Regions from separate parts of the Mus musculus genome. Here region 1 is linked to region 2. The links are chromatin contacts, found by Hi-C or POLR2A ChIA-PET in ENCODE. All regions are on one chromosome and are shown on one strand. Each heading gives the region's core, a stretch centred on a gene start or an enhancer-like site at or near the end of the contact. The rest is flanking DNA. Distances are from core to core; before and after follow the strand shown. Region 1 holds the start of Psmb3 (proteasome (prosome, macropain) subunit, beta type 3). Region 2 holds the start of Mllt6 (myeloid/lymphoid or mixed-lineage leukemia; translocated to, 6).

Region 1 (6,207 bases), core at 963-3,462, 40 kb after region 2:
GGCTACCTTTTGTTTATTGGGGTGGGTATCCATTTGCTCCTCAATTATTAAGGTCCAGTTCCAAGGAAACCGCTGGAGAGTAGGGACACACTGAAGACCCACCACCCACTAAGACTCCAATAAATCATCTATGCTGGGATATTGCTAATCCCTGTGGTTCATCGGGAGAGCCGCTGACTTAACTGTCCCAACATCGAAAGTTCTCTGTGCCAACGGCAAGTACTGTTTTAGGCACAGTAGGTAAGCTGGGCTTTGACACCGAGCAGGGCCAGCGAGGGCAATAAGCTGGAAAAGTCCCTTCTCCATGTTTGAAGCGCCAGGTGATCTGCAAACATAGAAGAGGGAGTCCACAAGAGACTTCCTTTGAGCCAAATGTCTAGAGAACGGATGGAAAGAGTCCCTTGCACATCTTCCTCCTGCCCACCTTCTCCAGTGTGCTCAGCGAACATGAAGAGCGCTTATTTTCCACCAAGTCTGTAGCTTACCCTGTCCTCTAGTTGATTGCCACACGTAGTGAGCAGTCAGAAATCAGAGGTTCCCAGAGAACAGGAACCCAGAACATCAAGGCAAGGACCAACGGGCATCTGTTGCCATCGGAAACAAGAGCAAGGAGAAAATCCCTTTTAAATGGTGGCACTAGTTAGAGAGAGTCGTTCCTTCTTGCTTTTGTGTAGCTTTACTTCTGTGTCCCTTACACCTCTCCCTCTTGCAAACGATGCCCTTTGTTGATCTCTGTATTTATTTCCCCATCTTCCGCACTGTCTACTTAGGCCCCCTCATGGTATGCCTTTCTCTGTAGATCACAGCTAGGTTCTTCCTCCTTCCACTCTTTTATCCCTCACTTTGTTCCTGTGGTTTTTTTCCTGACTGTTTCCATCCACCGGGACAGATTTCCTCTTTCAAGTTGCTATCGTCCACTGATGCAGACAATGGGAAGCTGTCCAACCTCCGCAGCAAAATTTATTCTTAATCCAAGGAAAATTGCATTGTTAAACATGGCAGTGAGACAGAAACTTGGCTTTGCCTTTCTGTCATCCTGATTGGGAGAAAGAATAGTGAGAGGTGGTGAGGAGACGTTAGGGATAGATCCATTCACTGACCATAGACGGATTTCTAAATACAGTGACCATCTGGGTTGGTGTATCACAATTATTGCTTCTGGTACCTCGGTACCGAATGTGGCTTTGGAGCATTTGCGATTTAAAAAAAAAAAAAAAAGGCCGAGACCGTCCCTGGGTGGGCTCGAACCACCAACCTTTCGGTTAACAGCCGAACGCGCTAACCGATTGCGCCACAGAGACGGTGACAGTTGTTTGTGAGGCAGAGAGCCGAGTCAATAGTACTGAGCCGATATGGCGCAAGACCAGTCACGACGCAAGCAGTTACAGTAGCTTAGAAACCCAGCGGAACAAAATCTGATCTCGAAGAACAGCGAATCGAGGCTGTGGCGGAGGGAACAGTGGTTGTGCAAGGGAAGGGAAAGCAAGGGATGCACACGTCCCACCTGGGCTGCCCTGGAGCCGTTGGCCCAGGCTATCCTCGGTCAGTGTCTAGGATGTGGCACAGAACGTTCCTTTGTAGAGTGAACAGAGACTTAGGGCTACGTCTGTCGGCCAGCAGGGATTGGGAGTGAGAGACTCCAAACGCTGAACAACCTGTAGCTCACTCCCGTAAAACAAAACAAAAGCTCCATTCTGGAACTAAACCCTCCTAGCACGAACCCTCGGCACGATCTTCCCATTCTGCAAAGAATGGGCGCCTTCGGTATACTCGGTGCCGATAGGTTAATTGGCGCCTGCAAAAATCCCGGTGAACAGTAAGGATTTGTGAATGAACACTGGAAGTCGGGTAGCTTGAGTAAAATGCCTAACTCCTGCAGCACCACGGTAAGCGCCAGCTTACCTACTCTGCTTACAGCACCAGCCCCACAAGGCCTGTCCCAAGCCCACGTGTTGCAAACTCCGCCCCTAAACGGGATGGCCCGAACTCCAGGTCCGCCAAGATCCCAACATGCCCCGGACCGTAGGCTCTTCCGCACTCACAGTGACTTTTCACTTTCCGCTTTCCATACCTCCGTTTTGGTGTCTCAACCAAACTATGCATATTTGTGACTGACGGCATGAGTGTCCAATAGAAAGCTGAACTAGTCAATCCGAGTCGGCCCGCCAGCCAATGGGGAGGATTCGGCAAGAGCGTTGACCCTGAGAAAGCCAGAGCCGGTTTGCAGGCAACGCTGTGGGGATCGGGCTTCCACTCCAGCGCAATCATGGTGAGATCGGGGAGTAAGGAAAGGAGTCTGGGATGGGAACTGAAAGCAAGGACGAGTAGTGCTTGGGTTCGGGACGGGGAGAGCCTGGTGGTCAGTAGAATGCACATGGGAGTACCGTGCAGATGAGTGCGGTTCCTGGGTGCCCCACCGGGCCCATCTCAGGGCTGGAGCTCCTGGCGTCCTGGCTCCTCCGGAGTGGAGGGCACGGGTATATGAGCTTTGGGGACCAGAACTGATGTGAAGGTTATGGTCCCACTTAGCTCCACGAACTGAGCCCCTTGATTTGTTTGTCCCCAGTCTATTATGTCCTATAATGGAGGGGCCGTCATGGCCATGAAGGGAAAGAACTGTGTGGCCATCGCTGCAGACAGACGTTTCGGGATCCAGGCCCAGATGGTGACCACGGACTTCCAGAAGATCTTTCCCATGGGTGACAGGCTCTACATAGGCCTGGCCGGCCTGGCCACTGACGTCCAGACAGTGTAAGTGTCTCCAGCCCCACCTTCACCCAGGTTTCTTCGTTGAGCAGCCCGATATCAGCCATCTGCCAAAAGCCACGATTGAGTGTGAGACTCAGCTGAACACCACAGCGTTACGGAGATGGGTCCTAACCTATGTTTTTCTGGCATTACCTTGTGCTCTGCTCTTTGTGAAGAAGCATTTTTGTTAGGGAGTCCCTTAATCACCGTCTTAATATTACTGGCGAGCCGTCTCATTCTGCAATTGAAAAAAAAATTGAGACCTTCCTTCAAGATGCACAGTAATGAACGTCAGCCAGAATCCTACTGTAGGTCTTTCTAAAGACCGTGGGCACTCGCTAAACCAGTAGGCGGCTGGCAAAGCAGACATACCGAACGATAACTAACCATGATGAGCTGTTGGGTTTTAACTGCCCACTTTACTTACCTAGTTGACAGTGCTTATGTGATTTGAGTGATGGGAGGGTCTGAGAGGGGAAACGGGTTGTCTGTGATGGCCCCAGTGTGCTGGTTCTGATCGCTGTGGTTGGTGGTGGGAACTTTAAAAACACAATTCATTGATTATTATTTTACGTGTATGTGTGTCTGTGCACCACATGTGTGCAGTGACTGCAGAGGCTAGAAGAGATTGTTGGACAACCTTCCCCCCCAGCAACCCTCATGACCCAGCTTGAATTACAGGTGGTTGTGAGCCACCATGTGGGTGCTGGGGATAGAAAGCTGGAAGAGCAGTCAGTGCTCTTCATGCCTGAGCCATCTCTCCAGCCTCTACATTTATTATTATTATTATTATCATTTTATTGTTTGTATGCCCGGGTTCCACAGCCCTGTGTGAAGGTCAGAGGACAGCTTGCAGAAGTTGGTTTTGCCTTTCCATCATGTGGTTCCAGGCATTGAGCTGCTTAGGCCTGGCGTAGGTGTTACTGCCCACTGACCCATCCCACCATCTCAAGGATGGGATGCTGTGAGTTGCTGAAGAAAGACTCATTCATTGATTCACTGAGCATCGAGGTCAAGAGTCAAGTCTTGCCCTGACCCCCAACCCTGGTACTAGAAATTGAAACCAGGATTTTGAAAGCTTAAGCACATGATATGCTATTGAGTTACATCCTCAAACCCAAGCCCTCATGTTCTGTATTGTTATTACTATTAATATCTAAAAGATTTATTTTATATGTATGGATGATTGACCACATGTCTGTCTGCGCACCAGCTTCATGTTGTGCCCCCAGGAGGCCAGAAAGGGGTGTTGGGTTTGCCCAGAACTGTAGTTGTGAGGTGCTTTGTAGGGGCTGGGAATTGAACTTGAATTTTGTGGAAGAGCAGCCAGTGCTCTTACCCATTGAGCCATCTCTCCAGTGCCTTTTTATTTTTTATTTATTTTTCTATTTTTTTTTTAATTTTTCATTTCCCACCCCTTTCCCTTCTCTCTCTTGCTTTGGCCTGGCTCGCTCCAACCATATATATTTTTTTTTTTAATTATTATTTTTTTTAATTTGTCATTACGGATGCTGCCAGGCGGTGGTGGCACAGGCCTTTAATCCCAGCACTTGGGAAGCAGAGGCAGGTGGATTTCTGAGCCAGCCTGGTCTACAAAGTGAGTTCCAGGACAGCCAGGGTTACAGAGAAACCCTGTCTTGAAAAACCAAAACAAACAAACAGAAAACAAAAAATGTGATTTAGAAATAGTGCCATTTCATATAAGAAACTGGCCCCGCTGGGCTTTGGATCTGTGGAGGATCCCGGAACTTTATGGTTACTGAGGGAACATGCGAACACACTAACATCTAGTCTAGTGCACAGCTGTGACATTTCACAAATAGTTCTTATTGTGGGCATGTTGTGACTGAAATTCGCAGTTAGGACTGGGACAGATGGTAATCTTTTTAATGTCAATTTTGAGGAGCTAAGACACACCCCTCAAAGGGGTTAGGGTTTTGAAGTTTGGAGAGGGCTTGGTGGAGTGTTGAATCTCAGGAAGCAGAGTCTAGAGGGAGAGTATGGGGGGCAGGCTGTGAGCTACACCTAGAAAACTGAACCTTTATTTGTAGTAGGGGACTAGGGAGAAGTCAGAAAAGGAGAGGAAAGGGAAGGCAATATGGCTTAGTGGGTAAAAGTGCTTGTGGCCAAGCCCGGTGACCTGAGTTCAATCCCTGGAATCCAGATGGTGAAAGGAGACTACTGACTCCCTCTACAGGTTTCCCTCTGACTGACCCATGTACGATGTGTTGCAAGCTTGTGTGCACATACTCTAAATAAAATAACAACAACCAGAAGAAGAGGTGGGGGGAGGGGGCAGAGAGGAGGGAGTGGAAGGGGAAAGGTTGTGTTAGGATTTCCCTGAGCTTGAAGCCTCAGCTGCAGCAGGTGGTAGCATCAGAGGAGACAGGAGGGAAGCTTGTCTGCCAGGGAGGGAAGCTTGCCTGTCACCCCAGGCTTGCTCAGCCACTCTGTCAGCCCTCCTTCACTATGGCCGACTGCAGAATCTTCTCACTAGGTTTGTCTGCTTACTGTGCACAGCAACTCCTGATTTATTAGACCTCGGTCTCCTTACCTATCAGAGATGAAATAAATTCACTCCCAAGACTTTGTTCCTGTGTCTTGGGAAGCCCTCTTTTGCTTAGTTGGTGTGGCGTTGGTTGGTTCTGTGCAGGGTCTATCCCAGAACCCCGAGGTGGCCTAGGGGACACAAGGTCATCCTTCCTAGGTACCTTCTCATCGGCAAGTGTGTTCCTTGGTAGGGACAGAATCGTATGTCCTGTGACTGCCACAGGTTGAAGACTGAGAGGACTTTAGCAATGACTCGGGCTATGTTCCTCCTTCCCCAGTGCCCAGCGTCTCAAGTTCCGACTGAACTTGTATGAGCTGAAAGAAGGTCGACAGATCAAGCCTTACACCCTCATGAGCATGGTGGCCAACCTCCTGTATGAGAAGCGGTGAGTGGGAATAAAGACCCGGTCCTGCGGGGCTCAGAGGCTTGGTTGACCCAGTGGTGTGGGGGATGCTGTGGGGAAGCTGTTCTATGATTCCCCACTTTCCTTTATTTCTCACCCTACTGTCCATCTGTCCCTCCCTCATTCCTGCTTGTTCTGGCTAGCCTGCAACTCCTCGCACACACCAGCCTGGCCCTGAGGTCATGGGGATGCTCTTCTGGCCTCTGCCTCACGAACACCGGCTCACAGGATCTGCCCTCCTGGTCCTTATTTGCAGCACACTGTCCTTATCATTATTTGCAGCACGCCGTCCTTATTTGATGCTCTGAGTTCCTGCCTCACAACCAGATAGGAACAAGAGGGCTGACGTCAGGGAACCCAGAGAGCCATGAACTCATTTGGAGCCCCACTAAAGAGTTCTGGAGTCTTGTTAGAGCTTTTCTCTCCACACTAGAGTCTAGGGATCCATGTGTTCATTTTTGCTTCATTTATTTTGTTCGATGTGTATGGATGTGCTCTTGTATTC
Region 2 (5,593 bases), core at 2,580-5,079:
ACCAAGGTTCCTCTTCAGATGGGCCTCTGAGCATCTTGCACAGGGCCTGTGATTTAGGAAGGAACATGCTGGCTCATCTCCCTTCCCCCAATAGATAGGTCACGGGTGGTCATAACCTTTGGCTGGGAAATCACCATTCCGTGTACCCTGTACAACTTGCCCCTTTGAGTCCCCGGGCTGGTACAGCCTATTTTGGAGAAACTGAAGGTCCCAGCTATGGTATTCTAACCAGCCATGGCCAGCAAACGGCAGAGCTGGGGCTGGCACCTGAGCCAACTGGAACGCCCGCTTTTCCTCTACCCCATGCCAGGCCAGACTACCCCATCACCAGAAGCCTCCCACTCACTGTCAGGGTTACCCCCCGCAAAAGCACTTAACCTCTCCATGCGCCCCCCAAGGTCAGCGGCTTTGCTTTGGGGGGATTGAAAATAGTTCCCGAAGGAGGCATAAAAGAAACGCAAACCCGCCCGCAGCCACCCGCGCGCAGCCCGTTCTTCCAGCCCAGGTCTGTCTACTAAGCCCAGAGGAGAGGTCGCACCCCGGGCCTCGGGGACCGACGAAAGCAAACGTAGGGCAAAAAGCGAAACCCGCCACACTCTTCAGCCTCCCACGCACCGTTCCGGGAACCCGTGAGCCAGACTTCGCGGAAGCGCGTCCCGCGGCAGGCGCCTGGGCCCGGGACCGCCCCGACCGCAGCCCGCAGCCTGGGCCGGGAGGTACGGGGGCCGGCGCGGTCGGGCCCGAGCAGCAGCACAGCGCGCGCTTCCGCCCCGCTCGGCTCCGGCGGCGGCCAAGGCGGCCCCACAATCCCCTTCTGGCTCCGGGGACGGGCGGGGCGGGGCGGGGCGGGGTGGGGCGGGCCGAGAGGGCGGAAATAATTTTCTGTTTCGCCCTCTCTGCCCCAGTCCCTTTGCAGCGGGGACGTGCGTAGATGCGGGAGCGGGATGCGCCGCCCGCGCTGGCGCGCGTCGTTGGTGGCTAAAGAGAGGAGCAGCAGGGATTGAGCGCCTACTGTGTGTGTTAGGTCTTTCCGTAGGTGTTCTAGGTCCACACCGCAGGGTAACTCCTCACTTAAGGGAGGGACCTGCGGAGCCCAACCAAGAGTTGAAAGCTGTACGGCCAGAATATGCGTGACACCTCAAATCAGTGATAAGTCATGCTACGGAGAGCACTATAAACTTCAACCACTTGTTGGTTGAGACCCGCTCCTTGTTTTCTGGGCATATGCGCGAAGTGGATGCTCAAGAAAAGATTGGAAGCAGGCGAATGAGCCTGACAGCTCAGCCACCGGTACCCACTGCTAATCCAGCCTGGTCTCCAGAGGGTTCCCCAGGATTAGAGGGAGAGCCCTTGCAATAGAACGTTGGAGAAGAGGCGGCAGCTCACTTCTTCACAAGCTGGAGACACTGTAGCAGAGCCTTAGAAGAAGGCAAGACTTTGTTTAAATCTTGCCTCTGTAGCTTTCAAGCTGTGTGCCTTTGAGCAAGTCATCTACCCCATGGCAACCCCAATCACTCCAGCCAGAAAATGGAGGACGTTTCCACCCTTTTTAAATGACCTTAAGGGAGAGTTAGGTCAAATTCACCGAATTAAACCAATTTAGTGAAACGTGCACCAGCCGTCCGTCCCAAAAGCTTTGGGTACATGTTGGACACGGGCTTGACTTAAAACAGGCTTTCTGTTCCGAAGCCACCAATTCTTGGGCACAGGGACCAAGGGGTTGTGACCCTCGTCCAAGGGAACCCCAAACTGGCCACTTTGACAATAAGGGTTTCAGATGCAAATACTCCCCAACATTGTGAAACTGCCACAGAGTTAGTTAGGACAGACATTTCCACGGCTTTCTTGTAGTTTTACTCTTGGTGGTAAAAGTCATTCGTTAGAAACTCCCAAGTAAGGTTCCTCTTCTGAGTATTAACTTTTCGTATGAGCACACTTCACAGAATAAAAAATCGTCATAGCCGAGATCCCGGCCTTCGACCTGTCCTGATTCAGAAGTCGTAAAACAGACTACCGCAAGTTTACTTTTCTAGACACAGTGTCTTCGTTCCCTCAGCCTCCGTGATTCCCAGGGTCCAAACTGAGCAGATTTGAGGGCTCCAGCCCAGAACTCAGCTTCACAGACCTCCCCAAACTCCCGCCTCGCCAGGATTAAGGGAGTAAATCCCTGACGCCACAGACCAGGTCAAGGACAAGTTCTCCCCCTCCTTGCTTCCCCCCTCCTGGGCGGGGACTCATCTCCCCCCCCTTCCGGGATGAAAGGTACTAAAGAAACGCGGAGGCTCTGGCCCCTTGATGTTCCGGTTGAACAGGTGCTAGTGAAAAGGAGGCGGGCCCGGCGGAAGAGTCGGCCAGGGGGGCAGTGCGCCGAAGGGGGAGCGGCCCCCTCCACCCTCAATCCCCCAGCCCGCCATCTCCTCTCCGAGCCCTCTGCCCCTCCCCCCCAGGAAGCGTTCCCGGCCTAGAGGTCTTTGAAGTGTGGATGAAGCCCCCAGGGCTGCCTTCTCCCCTCTGCCACCCAACCTCCCGCTGAGGGGGTATTTGACCTTTGGTCCCTGTGGGGGCGCCGTCTTTCCCCTTGCAAAGAAAAAAGGGGAATCAGATCTCGTCTTTGGGCTTATACCAGTCTGGGGGAAGTCTTGGGTCGCTTTCCATCAAACCCTAGACCCAATTTCGGGGACTTTAATCCTTCGTGGTGCGTTTTTGTACGCTACTGTGATTCTATACCTGCCCAGAAGTCAAGGCGTGATTCTGTTGGCAAGCACTTCCGAGGCAGCTTTACTCACTTTAAAACGCAAGGCACGCCCTGAGGCTAGGGGTGGAGTTACGACTTAGAACAGAGATCTTGAATTAAGGTGGGGTACCTCATTGTACCCCTAAGGTGCCTAGAGACCTTGACATTGAAGACTTCAAAGGGAAGTTCCTGGAGGGCAGGAATACCTCTACTCTGGCGCGCAGCCGACTCTAGCATTCAACAAATTTTTGTGCGGGGCGTGGTGGTGCACGCCTTTACTCTAGCACTTTGGTGGCAGAGGCAGAATTGGGAGTTCAAGGTCATCCTTCACTAAGTGGTGAGTTCGAGGCTAACCGGAGCTACTGGTGATCCTGTCTCAAACTAACAAAAAAGATTTGTAAAGTAAGTAAAAGTTTACACGTGGCATTGTCTACCCTCCAGAGTGACCTCCAGGGACAGCACCCATGAGCTGCCATCCAGAGACACCATTCCCATTCCAAGAACAAGCACGGGTAAATGGTTTAACATCGCTCCAGTTCTTTTTAAGAGCCCTGGTTTTTTTCATCTTCCCTAGATTTCCCTAGGGTTGAAGAACACCCAGAGAAGGGGGATGGGAGACCGGAGACCCAAAGTGTGACACGGAGGGGAGGACTCGGGAACTACCCACCTAGAGTCATAAAGGGAAAAAGAAAAGACGGGGAAAGCTGCACTGAGCGCACGAGCGAAAAGCTCCCTACCAAGCCAGGCTTTGTTCCCTGAACCTAAGACTTTACCCGGCGGCGGGCGGGCCGGGAGCGAGCGAGCGAGCGGAGGCGCGCGGCCATGGCTGCCGCGGCCGGGCAGGGGGGCCGGGGGGGCGGCGCGTGAGCGGGCGGCGCGGGGCGGGCGGGCGCCCGCGATGTGCCACTCGGCGCCTCCCCCGCCGGGCCCTGCTTGCACCGCGGCCGGGCGGCTCTGGTAGCCGGCGAGCGGCGCGGAAGGGGAGCGCGGCGCGCGAGTCTCATTGTTGGGGGGGGGGGGCCCGTCGGGGCATGAGGGCGAGAGCACGGCGGGGGGGGCGGCCAGACAGAGCGAGCGAGGAGGAGGAGGAGGACGCCGAGGAGGAGGAAGGAGGAGGCAAAGAAAAGAAGCGGCGGCGGCGGCGGCGGAGGAGGGGGCGAGGAGGCGCGCGGCCCCCGCTCCCTCCCTCCCCCCCTGACCCCCGACCCCCGCCGGCCGGCCCCCAGCCCCAGCCCCGGAGGGAGCTCATGGGAGTATGAAGGAGATGGTAGGAGGCTGCTGCGTATGTTCGGACGAGAGGGGCTGGGCCGAAAACCCGCTGGTCTACTGCGATGGGCACGCGTGCAGCGTGGCCGTCCACCAAGGTAAGGGGAGGGGGGAGACGGCCGGCGGGGGGGGGGGAGCTGCGGGACCCCGGGGCGGCGCGCGCACGGGGTGCCCTCGGCCGCGCCCTCCGGAGCCCTCCTGGGGCGCCTGCCCCTCCCCCACCCACCTGAAGCGAAAGGCGGCGTGGGCTCCCCCCCATCCCCAGCCTGGTCCTCCAGGACCGGGTCAGGCATTGTTTTCTTGCCTATTGTTCAGTCCCGCGCCCCCCACCCCAAGTTGAAGGAGTTTTGGGGAGAGTCCAGGGCGCAAGGAGTGAACTCCCTGAGCCCCGCACCGCCGGTGTCAGGGCTGTCCCGGGAATGTTTACCTGCGAGGTAACCCCCCCTCCCGCCCGGTTTATTTTGGTTCCCGCTCCGGGAGGAAGAGGTCAAGGGGGGGTCATCCCCCTTCGCTTCCGGATACTGGGAGGAGCGGAATTGGGAAGGGAGGAGAAGGGTCCCACGGGAGAAGGGATCCTGAAACCCTCCGGGGAAGAGCTGAGGCTGGGAGAGCGGTTTTACAGGGGGCCGGAATGGAGGAGAGAGAGGTTTGGAGTTTCCCCCTGCCGCCGCACATGGTTCGGGAGTTAACTCCTTAAGGAATCTTGCCGAGGGCGCAGGCTGGCATCTCCGCCTGTCTGGCACAGGCAACCACCACCACCCCCCTTCCCAAGACAACCCTTAATGCTGTGGCTGCGGGCCTTTCCCGCCACTCTCCTCTGGGTACCTGCCCCGCACCTGCCCTCTGTTTTCACTTTTGACCTGTACGTGTGACAGAGGCAGAAGATGAGGTCCTTGAACCCCCGACTTCCTTGGCTTATCCCTTACTGGCCCTTTAAGAAGCACCCCCCCTCCCCTCATAACAACAAAACGTGTTACAATCATGACTATTTCTTGTTCTGGTGCCTAGGGGACTGGTCAGGGCAGAGGCGGCGGGGGGGGGGGGGGGGGAGGGGGAGGAATTCAGGTCCAGAAAAAAGGGAGAGGGGTGGGATGAGAATGGAGGATCTTTGGAAGTTTAAGGTCAAGGACTCTGTCAGACTTTTTGCCCCTGTTTGAAATGCTTGGTTGTGTGATTGAAGGCTGGCTCTATGCGGTTGGACATTTCTTGTAGTCCTGTTCCATTGAGTGATCCCGGGTCTGGGGAGCAGCCCCACCTACTGGGCTGGCTTTAGTAGGCTGGGTCTCTTCCCTGCCTGCCCCCAGTTACTCTGTGGGGGGGGGAACCATTGGCTGATGGCTTTGCTCAGTGAGTCTCCTTCCCCCACCCTTAGCTTGCTATGGCATCGTCCAGGTGCCAACAGGACCCTGGTTCTGCAGGAAATGTGAATCTCAGGAGCGTGCAGCCAGGGTGGTGAGTCCAGCCCCTCTCCCTTTCCTCTCCCCTACACCTGAGCATCTCCTGCAGGTTAATAGGGTACCCTGAGGCTGGGGCAGGACTAAGCTCTGTCACTCAGGATTTCCTGTTTGCTGCTGCCTATCACCAGCCCCATCT

Evidence for each region. A loop is a pair of places that touch in the nucleus more often than their neighbours do. ChIA-PET counts read pairs that join two places held with the same protein, here RNA polymerase II (POLR2A).
Region 1: POLR2A ChIA-PET joins it to region 2 with 86 read pairs in Patski. The contact joins the promoter of Psmb3 here to the promoter of Mllt6 in region 2. A Hi-C loop is called at or near these places in 14 of 37 maps with a recorded cell type or tissue (T-helper 1 cell, T-helper 17 cell, gastrocnemius and 3 more). POLR2A ChIA-PET finds 5 or more read pairs at or near these places in 5 of 5 experiments (Patski and embryonic stem cell).

The regions. Positions count from the first base shown.
Region 1 is chr11:97,701,222-97,707,428 of GRCm38, forward strand. It overlaps Psmb3 (proteasome (prosome, macropain) subunit, beta type 3), which reads left to right and starts at 2,213. Exons shown (of 6, transcript NM_011971.4): 1 at 2,213-2,269; 2 at 2,567-2,751; 3 at 5,577-5,684. The coding sequence starts at 2,267. It overlaps n-TNgtt8 (a tRNA gene), which reads right to left and starts at 1,301; the gene lies at 1,228-1,301. It also overlaps a transcript of Pcgf2 not described here.
Region 2 is chr11:97,659,583-97,665,175 of GRCm38, forward strand. It overlaps Mllt6 (myeloid/lymphoid or mixed-lineage leukemia; translocated to, 6), which reads left to right and starts at 3,830. Exons shown (of 20, transcript NM_139311.2): 1 at 3,830-4,098; 2 at 5,373-5,452. The coding sequence starts at 3,990. It overlaps Gm11613 (a long non-coding RNA gene), which reads right to left and starts at 817. Exons shown (of 3, transcript XR_003949768.1): 1 at 1-817.